Regions from separate parts of the Mus musculus genome. Here region 2 is linked to region 1. The links are chromatin loops, found by intact Hi-C in ENCODE. Cell type or tissue: gastrocnemius. All regions are shown on one strand.

Region 1 (5,000 bases):
TGAGCGAGTGTCCTTACAAGAGGAAACACACAGAGAAGAGACAGAGGCAGAGGGAGAACCTAAGCCAATGCTGCTGCCTGCTGCCACAAAGTGGCTGCTGAGAGGCAGGGCCACCCCCTGCCGTGGGGATGAGGATCATGTTTTCAAACACCTTGACTCTAAAGCTTAGCAAATAAATCCTTGGTGGTGGTTTATGGTTTGGCTGGGTCTCGAGTTGCCCAGTCTGGCCAAGCATGCACGGTGTCGCTGAGAGTGACCTTAAAGTTTTGATCCTTCTGCTTCTACCTCCCAACTACTGCGATTATAGGCATGCACAATGATGTCTGGTTTAAATTGCTTGTTTTTGAGATGTTATTGTTATTATTGTTGTTGTTATTATTGTTATTATTACTACTACTATATGTGTGTGTGTGTTATGTCAATGCACGCCCTGTGGGCAGTGCTCATGAAGGCCAGGGAAGAATTGGGCCCCCTTAGAGCTGGCATCACAGATGGTTGTTAGCTGCCACTTGGGTGCTGTCTTAGTCAGGGTTTCTATTCCTGCACAAACATCATGACCAAGAAGCAAGTTGGGGAGGAAAGGGTTTATTCGGCTTACATTTCCATACTGCTGTTGATCACCAAAGGATGCAGGACTGGAACTCAAGCAGGTCAGAAAGCAGGAGCTGATGCAGAGGCCATGGAGGGATGTTCTTTTCTGGCTTGCTCAGCCTGCTCTCTTATAGAACCCAAGACAACCAGCCCAGAGATGGTCCCACCCACAAGGGGCCTTTCCCCCTTGATCACTAATTGAGAAAATGCCTTACAGTTGGATCTCATGGAGGCATTTCCTCAACTGAAGCTCCTTTCTCTGTGATAACTCCAGCTGTGTCAAGTTGACACAAAACTAGCCAATACAGGTGCGTAGACTCAAATCCTTGGACAAGCTTCTGATGCTCCTAACTGCTGAGTCACCTCTTCAGGGTGCTACACACACCCCTTAAAAGGTTTTGGGAATCATGCCTAGTTTCCCTTGGTGCTGGATTTGGAACACAGTCCTGAATGGTAGGCAAGCAGTGTACGGAGCCACATCCCCAGAACCACCCTCTGAGCTTTCATACTGAGCCTTTAATCTCAGTGTTCAGGAGGCAGAGGCAGTGAAATGTCTGAGTTCGAGGCCAGCCTGGTCTGCAGAGTGAGTTCCAGGACAGCCCGGGCTACACAGAGAAACCCTGTCTTGAGAATCAAAACAAACAAAAGACGATGCACTTTTCCACATTGCCAGTACTGGAGTTACAGATGCTGCTGTTGCACCCCACTTTCTTTAAGCTTTCAAACTCAGGTCCCGATGTTTGTACAACAGGTGCTTAATGGACAGACCTATCTCTCCAGCCCCACCATGATTGGTGTTTTCCTTTCATGTACCGAGTCCCCAACTCACAGGCTCAGAGGATGGGCTATTTGTTGGCTCTCCATTTGACAGATGAGAAAACTGAGGTTGCAAAGCTACCCCCAGCTTGTTATGTTAGAACAGACACTGGAGCCCTGGGGATGGGAATGTGAGCAGCCGGTGCTCGGCCGATCCTGAGACACTGAGGGACACACGAGTGCCAGTGCGCCTGGTGGTTGAGGCTGTTGATTTGTTTAATGGCTTTTGAGGATTGTGTAGCACCGTGGTCTTGATGCTAATCCCTGTGTGCAGTCTATCAGCTCATCCACAGGGTGTACTGTCCGTGAGCTATTCATCTTTGTCTCTGGACTGTGGAGCTGGGCTCCTAGCAGACAGCATCTAGTCATCTGCTGAATTTAATATGCCCTGGGGGGAAGGGCCGAGGAGATGGTCTAGAGAGTAAAGAGCTTGTGGCTCAAGGGTGAGAATCCAAGTTCAAATCTCTAGCACCCGCAGAAAAGGTCAAAATTGAAAGGGCAATTTCCACCCATTCTACTATTTTTACAGATAGACCCCCAGATCACAGTCAGAGACTGCCTGTATGACAGGTTTAAAATCTTGTTCATTATCGTGTGTGGTGTGTGAACAGGTGTAGCACAGCCCACAGAGAGACCTGAGGACAGCTTTGTAGCCTTAGCTTTCTCCTCCTGTCTTCAGGCAAACATGGCCAGTGGTTTTGCCAATGGAGCCATCTCACTAACCCCTGTATTGCATTAATGTTTTATTGTTAAGATCACCAAGGGTTTGGGGTGTGGGATGAGATTAGATCCATGCCCCCCCTCCCAGGATAAAATGAGTCATGTGCCTTGAATTTATGATGTGTCTGTAATTTGGGACAGGACCAGGCAGAGGCAGAACATGAGTATAGGGTTTTGTTTTTGTTTTTCAAGACACAGTTTTTCTGTTTAACAGCCCTGGCTGTCCTGGAACTCATTTTGTAGACCAGGCTGGTCTTGAACTCACAGAGATCGGCATGCCTCTACCTCCCGAGTGGTGGGATTAAAGGAGTGTGCCACCACACCTGACCTTGTATGTTTTAAAAAATTAGTTAATTTCTCACACCTGGGAATGAAACCCAGGTCCCTGCAAGAGCAGCTCGTACTCTAAACCACTGAGCCATCTCTCCAGCCCCAGGTGTAGGGATTTTATAAGCTGTTCTTTCTCCACCGCCTCTGCTCACCACTTGTCACTGTCCTCAGCTAGAAGGGAACTAGATTTTCCCCCAGACTTGGTGGTGTTTATCTCTTAGACTTACTTGGTCCTTTGCATACTCATTAGAATAGCCGGCTCTTGAATCGGCACTGAGAGAATAAGTAAATAATACAACACTGCCCTCTAGGGGTTGCAGAGAGTAAGTGCAAAGATGCTCACAGTTCAGACCATGCATTCAGGAGTCTCCACGGTTCTTAACTACCACTAGAAGTAGTTGTGTAGACCTACTTTTGTGGGTACGTGGTAAACATATGTAAATGATTGGATGCTAGATATTAGTAACCCCCTGTGCCTGTTACCCTCTTCTCCTTAGCTATGCACGGGACATTCGTGATCTTATTGCCACTCAGTCTGATCGTGATGGTGTTTGGGGGGATGACCGGGTTCTTGAGCTTCCTCCTCCGAGCTCACCTCCTTCTGCTGCTCACCGGGATCCTCTTTCTCTTTGGAGGTAGGTGTACACCTGCCCGGGGCCTAGGCTCTACAGTTGTACTGATGGTGAACGCCGTGCTGTAAACCTCTTTAGGGGCAGGTCTCAGCTTCTCTAAGGGCTTCCCCCCATTGTGACAGTACAGTAGCTGGGAAAGGCAGTGGTTTTCAGCCTTAAGCTCCCCAGATCTCTGGTTCCAGGAAGGAAGAAGGACGGGGTAGGGCACAGCCTTAGGAGTCATCCCCAGCATCTCGCTGCAAAGCTGTGTCGTCTGCCACCTCTCTGTCTTGGTCTCCCAAGGATGGCCTTGGCTTCCGGTTTAGAGCTGTGGGCTGACACCCGCTGTCTTTGCTCCCTTCTGATGTGGGAAATCAGACTGACCAGGCACAGAAGGACACAGTGCACATGCATGGCTTCACTGGGTTCTCAGTAAGCAGAGCTCATGGTGAGACAGAACAGAGCCACAAGTAGAAGCAGCGGATGGGTCTGGGGACACGCCAGCTGTGTGGCACTCAGCTTCATTTAGCAGGCATAAGTTCAGGGATCTATTGTCCATTCTTGTGATTACAGTCAGTACCCATAGACCGTGTATCCATACGCCTTGCACTTGAATGTGGCCAAGAGGGTAGATTTTATGTGTTTCACTATAAAAAGAAGTTGTGTGAGTTGACCCATGTATTTAACAGTGTCTTAAGCTACTCCATGCACACACTTTACCGCCATGTGCATCATACTCTGAAAATGTGCAAGGTTTACTGCGAGAAAGTGACACACTTCAGGGCATGGCAGTACACACCCATCAGGCTGAGTGTTGATCTCAAGCTGAAGTCCAGATAATACCGTACAGTGTAACTTTTACAAACAGAAAACAATACCAAGTCAAGCCATACCTCTCAAACCCAAATCCAAACCACACCCTCCAAAAACCCAAACCCATCCTTAAACCAAACCTAACCAAACAAACTTAATCAACCACGTCCAAACCAAAGCCAGGTCAGCAGACACCGGCCGAGGCAGTTCTGTTTACATGACTGGCTACAGGCCTTGGGAAAGTGGGACCCACAGCCCAGATGGGTGCCCTCTGGCTCCCTGAATTACAAGGGAAAGAAAGACAGAGGCCTGGGAAATGGCTCAGCATGTAAGAACATTTGGTATGTAAGCAAGAGAACCCAGGTTAAGATCCCCCCAAACCATGGAACAATCCAGGCATGATTGTGTGTGTGTGTATGTGTGTGTGTGTGTGTATTGTGTATAGAATGAGAGGAAGGAAGGGGGAGGAAACAGGAGGGTGTTGCTAAAACTTCTCCCTAGAAAAGTTGTAAACCACATCTTTCCCCCTTCTTGGGTCCCAATGATTCACTGATTCAACGGAAGTTCACCAGGGGAACCTGTGAGTTTATGAGGCTTACAGGCAGAGCAGTGGGTGAGGCAGAGCATAGATGACCTTAAAGCAGCCACCCCAGGAGGTCTGCACCCACCCAGCATGTGTGATGACTCCCTGTGGCTGTGTAGATGAAGCCTACCCCTTTTCTCCCCTCCGGATCTCCTCCAACCCTTCCCACAAGCCCACAAAAAATTAGGGTAGAAATGCTTCTAATGGTGGTGGCTAGATCCTCAGGTGAGGGTGCTAAGACCCTCTCTGCCCCCTCCAGGCCAGCAGAACTCCTGATGTTGGCAGCAGTTTGGCTGGGAGGACAGACCTGCATAATGAGGGAGAGGGGAAGAGGAGAGAGACAGAGGAGGGAGAGGAAGGTAGGGGGAGGGAGATGAGGGAGGAGAAAGAGAAGAGAAAGAGGTGTATGTGAAGAAAATCCAGCTCTTATGTTAAAAGAATAGAAGTTTTTTTTTTTTTCTTTTTCTTTTTTCCTGGAGCTGACTATTAGTGACCATGGTCTGGGAACAGAGATTCAGGTCTTCCGTCTCCACAAA
Region 2 (5,000 bases), 58 kb before region 1:
CTGGCCTTGACTTATTCTGTATTTCAGACAAGCTTGAGTTTGTGATCTTAGTGGGATAACAGGTCTGTACTACTTGCACTTTTCAAGCAGCCAAGAAAGCTGGGGAAACCGCACGGTAAACATGGTATATCCACCGCTTGGATTGATGGAAAACTAGCACTTTGTTATGTGTAGTTACACAATCTATCTAAGAATATATAACATCTACCTAATAATAGGGAACATCTATCTATGAATAATATAACATCTACCTAATAAAAGACTATCTACTCAATAGTAGAGACCATCTACTTACTACTGAGACCATCTATCTAATAGTAGAGATTGTCTGTTTAATAATAGACACGCAGCTGGGCGGTGGTGGTGTAGATGCTTTTAATTCCAGCACTCAGGCTGAGGCAGAGCTCTGTGGCTCTGAAGTCAGCATGGCCTACAGAGTGAGTTCCAGGACAGCCATGGCTACACAGAGAAACCCTGTCTCGAAATCAAAACAAACAAACAAACAACGCTCCCCAAAATAGAGTCCCTATATATAATAGATCATTTGCCTAATAACAGACTATATTCCTAATAGAGACCACCTACCTAATAATGGAGACTATCAAATAATATATACCCATCTATCTAAGAGACCATCTATCTAATAAGAGACCATATATTTAATAATGTATTATCTAGCAATCATCTATTAATACATATTATCTATCTTATCCAGTAAAGCATATTACCTACTATCTACTATCTATCTATCTATCTATCTATCCATCTATGATTTCTCCTTTGAATTCTCTTAAAAGTGAACTGAAGACAACATGACATTTTACTACTGAATTCTTTCATTACCTGTCTCTGAGGAATACTTTCCTATATAACTATATACTACAATTAGAAACCATATCCAAGCCACAGTGGTTGCAAACAGGAAGGCTTTCCTTCCAACTAACTGTTCTACCTCACCACAGAGCACCAGCGGAAGTCTGACGGGCCTCGAAGCTGGGCAACTAGGTATAAACTCTGGTCCCCCACCTCCCAGCTACAGACCTCGGGGGGAATCACTTTCCTCTCTGGACCTGCTCTATCAGCCATATTGCCACCTTGCAGGAGTGTGGGAGTGGGGTGAGGTGTGGGAAAAGCTCTGAGCAGAGTCTTTGAATTACAACAGGTGTGAAATAGCGGCGACTTCTTTGCCACGAGGTTGGTTTCATGTGTTTGGCCCAAACCTGCCCTTCTCCAGTGCCTACAGGGACAATTCCTACGTGGTTGGTGTGCTTACGGTGAGTCAAACTCTTAGGAGCCTCCATTTGTTTTCAAACTGGAAGATGGAAACGGTTTAATTTTATTATCATAATTCAGATGTCTTCATGCTCTAACTGCCCACAGCTGGAGCTTTGTATATGGATGAGTGCCAGGGAACGGCAATGGCGCCAACCCAGAAAGTTCTTCTCCGAGTTTGCTTTGTTTCCCTCCACAGCATGATAAGCCAGCGAAAACGTAAGCGGGTAAGCAGGTGTGAACTGGGGCTGGGAATGAAACCAATGTGGGATTTCATGTGAATGAAATCAAAGAAGTACTCAGCCTTCAGCAAAACCACTGGCAACAAAAATCAGACATGATTCAGGCAGAGGAAACACAGCCTAGCCCTAACCACCTACTGGTTCGAGGTAGACTGGCTCCCCTAGTTCTGAATGGAAGACAAGATTTGGCTTTTGGTTTTGGTCCAAAAAATCCTCTCTGCCATCTTTGGGAACACTGACCATGAATAAGAGGATAGAATGTGTTGTTATGGTACACAAATTTACACCTCAGAGGATGCATGTTCATTGTTCATTCTGTAAGTGGGAATTATATGAGGACCAAATCGTCTAACATATAGGTGGAAAACAAATTCTCTACTAACCTCTGGTCGACTTCGTCTACTTAAAAGTATGAATGAAGCAGGTTTCCCAGGAAATGTGGCCTGAGAGAGAAGTCCCAGGTCATGAGCCTCCTTTAAGGGTTTCGCCTGGGAATCAGCATTCTGGAAATAGGGAGGCACTGAGGCCTGTGTGAGGATTAAACGTGACAACCGTCCCTTTCAGGGATCATCAGTAACTTGTAAGTAGCTACAGGATCATGTTTATAGAAAAGTGTCCCGGGGAGATGGCTAGAGACCTTGAGACAGTTTCTCTACTTAGAAAATGCATGGTATAGAGAGGTGTCCAGTTTCTCCTAGGTACTGCTGGAAAAGCAGTCCCAGGTTTCATGTTGCAAATTCATTCCGGTAGGGGAGCTGGCAGGTCGTCTAGGCAATTCCGAGACGGCAGAGTTGGATTCCCAAGAATTCTTCAAGGGTTACAGCCACTGTTATTCCCCAAACCAGTCTACCGGGGTGGACAGAACTCCCCTCCTCCCAGGCAGGTGGATGCACACCCACTGGACAATCAAAACTTAGGAGCTGGGAGAGGGAACGCCAGGAAGCTGGAGGGCGCAGGGCTCAGAGGTGCAGGAAAGGGCTGGCCACGCGCGCAGGGCGGCGTCAGCGGCTCCAGGGACCTCCTCCATTAGCGGCCAGTCACTCTGAAGAAGCCAGTCGCTAACCCGGCCTCTCCTTCCCTTCCTAATCCGAGACAGAGTGGGACTGCCTCACCCAGCACGGAAACCGAGACGTCCCATACAGAAAGGGAAACTGAGGCTGAGGGTTCAGACTTCAAGGTCGTGTAAGCTTGGCTCTCAAAGCCAAGATGCTCCCTGGGTTCTTCCCGGTCCCGCCCCCTCTCCCGGGCTCTTACCCGCCATGACACTGGTCTGAAGTCCCACGCGGAACCCTAGCCATGGGGCTCAGGAAGCCGCCATGACGGACAGCTTGCGCAGGCGCGGTCCAAGCGCCGGCTCGGGTCGCGCATGCGCACGCGGCGGCAGCCGCTAGCTAACACCTGATGCTCTCGCTCAGCCCTGTGGCGGCCACTGGAGGCTCAGCTGTCACCTGGTCGGATTGCTCATATGGCCGTCCAGAGTGGGGACGCCTCTGCACTTCGGTGTTTGGAATCCCTCCTGTAAAAAATTTAAATATGGCTAAGAATCTCAGCGGTGTAGAGAGCCCAGCACAAGAAAAAAAAGTTAAATAATTTGCTTTAAGTGTTAGAGTCATTAAAGATCAGAGTCCTAATAAGCTGTATTTAACCATTGTTCCTAAGTATGCCCAGGAAACAATTAATAGGCAAAAGCAGAAGACAAAAACATACAATGACCCACCCAAGTACATGTTTCGGGCACCGATAGGATATTTATGTTTAAGTAGAGTGCTATAGTTATGCATAGCTAAGCAGTCCTGGTCTGGGTATGGTACTGCCCATCATTGCTCCATCCTTTTTTTTTTTTTTTTTTTTTTTTTTTTTTTTTTTGGCTTCAATCTATCCTGCAAGGAGTTTTGAAAAGTTGTAATTCTCTTCCTGGAAGACAGTGACTCATCTGTTTGGTCCCTGGTATTAACCTTTATCTCCTCCCAGCTTGGGACTGTTGGGGAAAATCAAAATTTGGGGGTTGACTGTTTCAATAATCTGATAGCCAAAGGGAGGGGCACAAGTGTGTTACGTTTAGAATATCCTTATTCCGGCAAGGCAGGCAGGCTGGAGGATCACTCAGCCACTAAGTGGTGAGGATTCAAATTGGAGGGTGAGGGATCCGGAGTGTGTTAGCCAGCATGCCCCTTGTTTCTTCCCAGTGTTATGTATACCCTGCGTTTAGCATCCTTACAAGCAATTGGCAGGACTAACGGATCTAGTCATCAAGTCTCCAGTAACGATGATCCCGGATCTTTCTAAGTTGGAGTCTAGCATAAAATGAAATAGGACACAAATATTACACCTTAGGTAAACCTTATCCTGTTCAGAATGCTGAGAATGGTAAGTGCTTAAGGTTGGAGGCTGTATTTAGTCACTTATTTTTGTGGCTGTGATAAATACTCAGGAAAAACCACTTAAGGAAATAATGACTTCTTTTGTCTCATGCTTTCAGAAACCACCTAAGGAAATAATGACTTCTTTTGTCTCATGCTTTCAGAGGTCCAGCATTGCTAGCTCCATTGCTTTGGAACTGTGGGAGCTAGAGCACAGGTAATGGGAGGCCAAGCGCTAGACCCAAAGGCTCAATGACATATTGTCTCCAGCTAGGCTCCACCTCCAGAGGGTTCCACCCACTGGATTATAAATCTAACAGTGGATGAATCTACCCATGAAGGCGTCTGATCCCTATGATCCCACACAGGGGCTAACACAGGCTCACACTGAAATCCCCACCTCTGATCAACACTTGCATAGGGGCCAGGCTTTGAATACATGCTCACTTCTGGGTACACTTTGATCTAAACTGTAGCCGAGGCAAATGTGAATCTCATGTCCTCTATTTGCTTTCCGCTTGCCCCCTGGATTATCTGAACGTTAGGGCTCAAAGAAGAAGTGTGGCCAATTGCAGAAGATGGGGCAGAGAGAGCCCATGGACACTCCAGGCTCCGGGTGAATTCTCATCTCTTTTCCCTAGAAGCAGAGCAGAATGAAGTGACCATCAAGGCCACATCTTCCTTGTAAGTAAAGCATCAAGTTTCTGGGCTATCCCAAACTGCCTCGACCAACTTTCAGAAGCCACTGCTTTCTGTTGCTATTTTCCTGATGGCTACACAATGCTGAGCAGACACCTCCCCACACCAAGACACATGGATGTAGAGAGTCAGGCAGGCATAGCAACACATGCAGATGAGCACACGTGTATATTCTGCCAGGATAGAAGCACACTAGTGTGATCATGGGAAATTTTTATTCTAAGCAAATATCTATCAAAGAAAAGAAGGCTATCAGAATGTCTCCTAGGTGTGGGACATGAGGGAAGAGGTTACATCAGACAAGTCTCTGCTCTCATGATACTTCTGTTCTGCTGGGGAAGGGCCAGAGAACAAGCAGATATATTTTAAAAGTACAGAGTGCTGGATAGAGAGTTGGGGAATGGAGAATGGTCAGGTGGCCTGGGAA

The links. Hi-C counts contacts between places; a loop is a spot of excess contacts. Peaks named below come from ENCODE experiments on the same cell type or tissue, not always from the same donor. Only the 100,000 strongest peaks of a DNase experiment are listed, where the experiment ranks them.
Region 2: it touches region 1 in a loop (2.9-fold over the local background); 15 of 42 quality-filtered maps call a loop at or near these places.

Annotation. Positions count from the first base shown.
Region 1 is chr16:8,410,193-8,415,192 of GRCm38, reverse strand. It overlaps Tmem114 (transmembrane protein 114), which reads left to right. Exons shown (of 4, transcript NM_029070.2): 3 at 2,955-3,092. Among named protein-coding and RNA genes, the nearest start is that of Gm24579, 9.9 kb to the right of the region's middle. In gastrocnemius, a CTCF peak has its summit at 2,781 (motif pointing left); no DNase peak of the experiment used is centred here.
Region 2 is chr16:8,468,634-8,473,633 of GRCm38, reverse strand. It overlaps Mettl22 (methyltransferase like 22), which reads right to left and starts at 2,821. Exons shown (of 11, transcript NM_146247.1): 1 at 2,769-2,821. Gm30012 (a long non-coding RNA gene) reads left to right here and starts at 2,483. Exons shown (of 5, transcript XR_384641.4): 1 at 2,483-2,691; 2 at 4,039-4,091; 3 at 4,420-4,558. In gastrocnemius, CTCF peaks have their summits at 2,271 and 2,967; DNase peaks (open chromatin) are centred at 2,532 and 2,873; H3K4me3 peaks cover 1,847 bases; H3K27ac peaks cover 1,355 bases.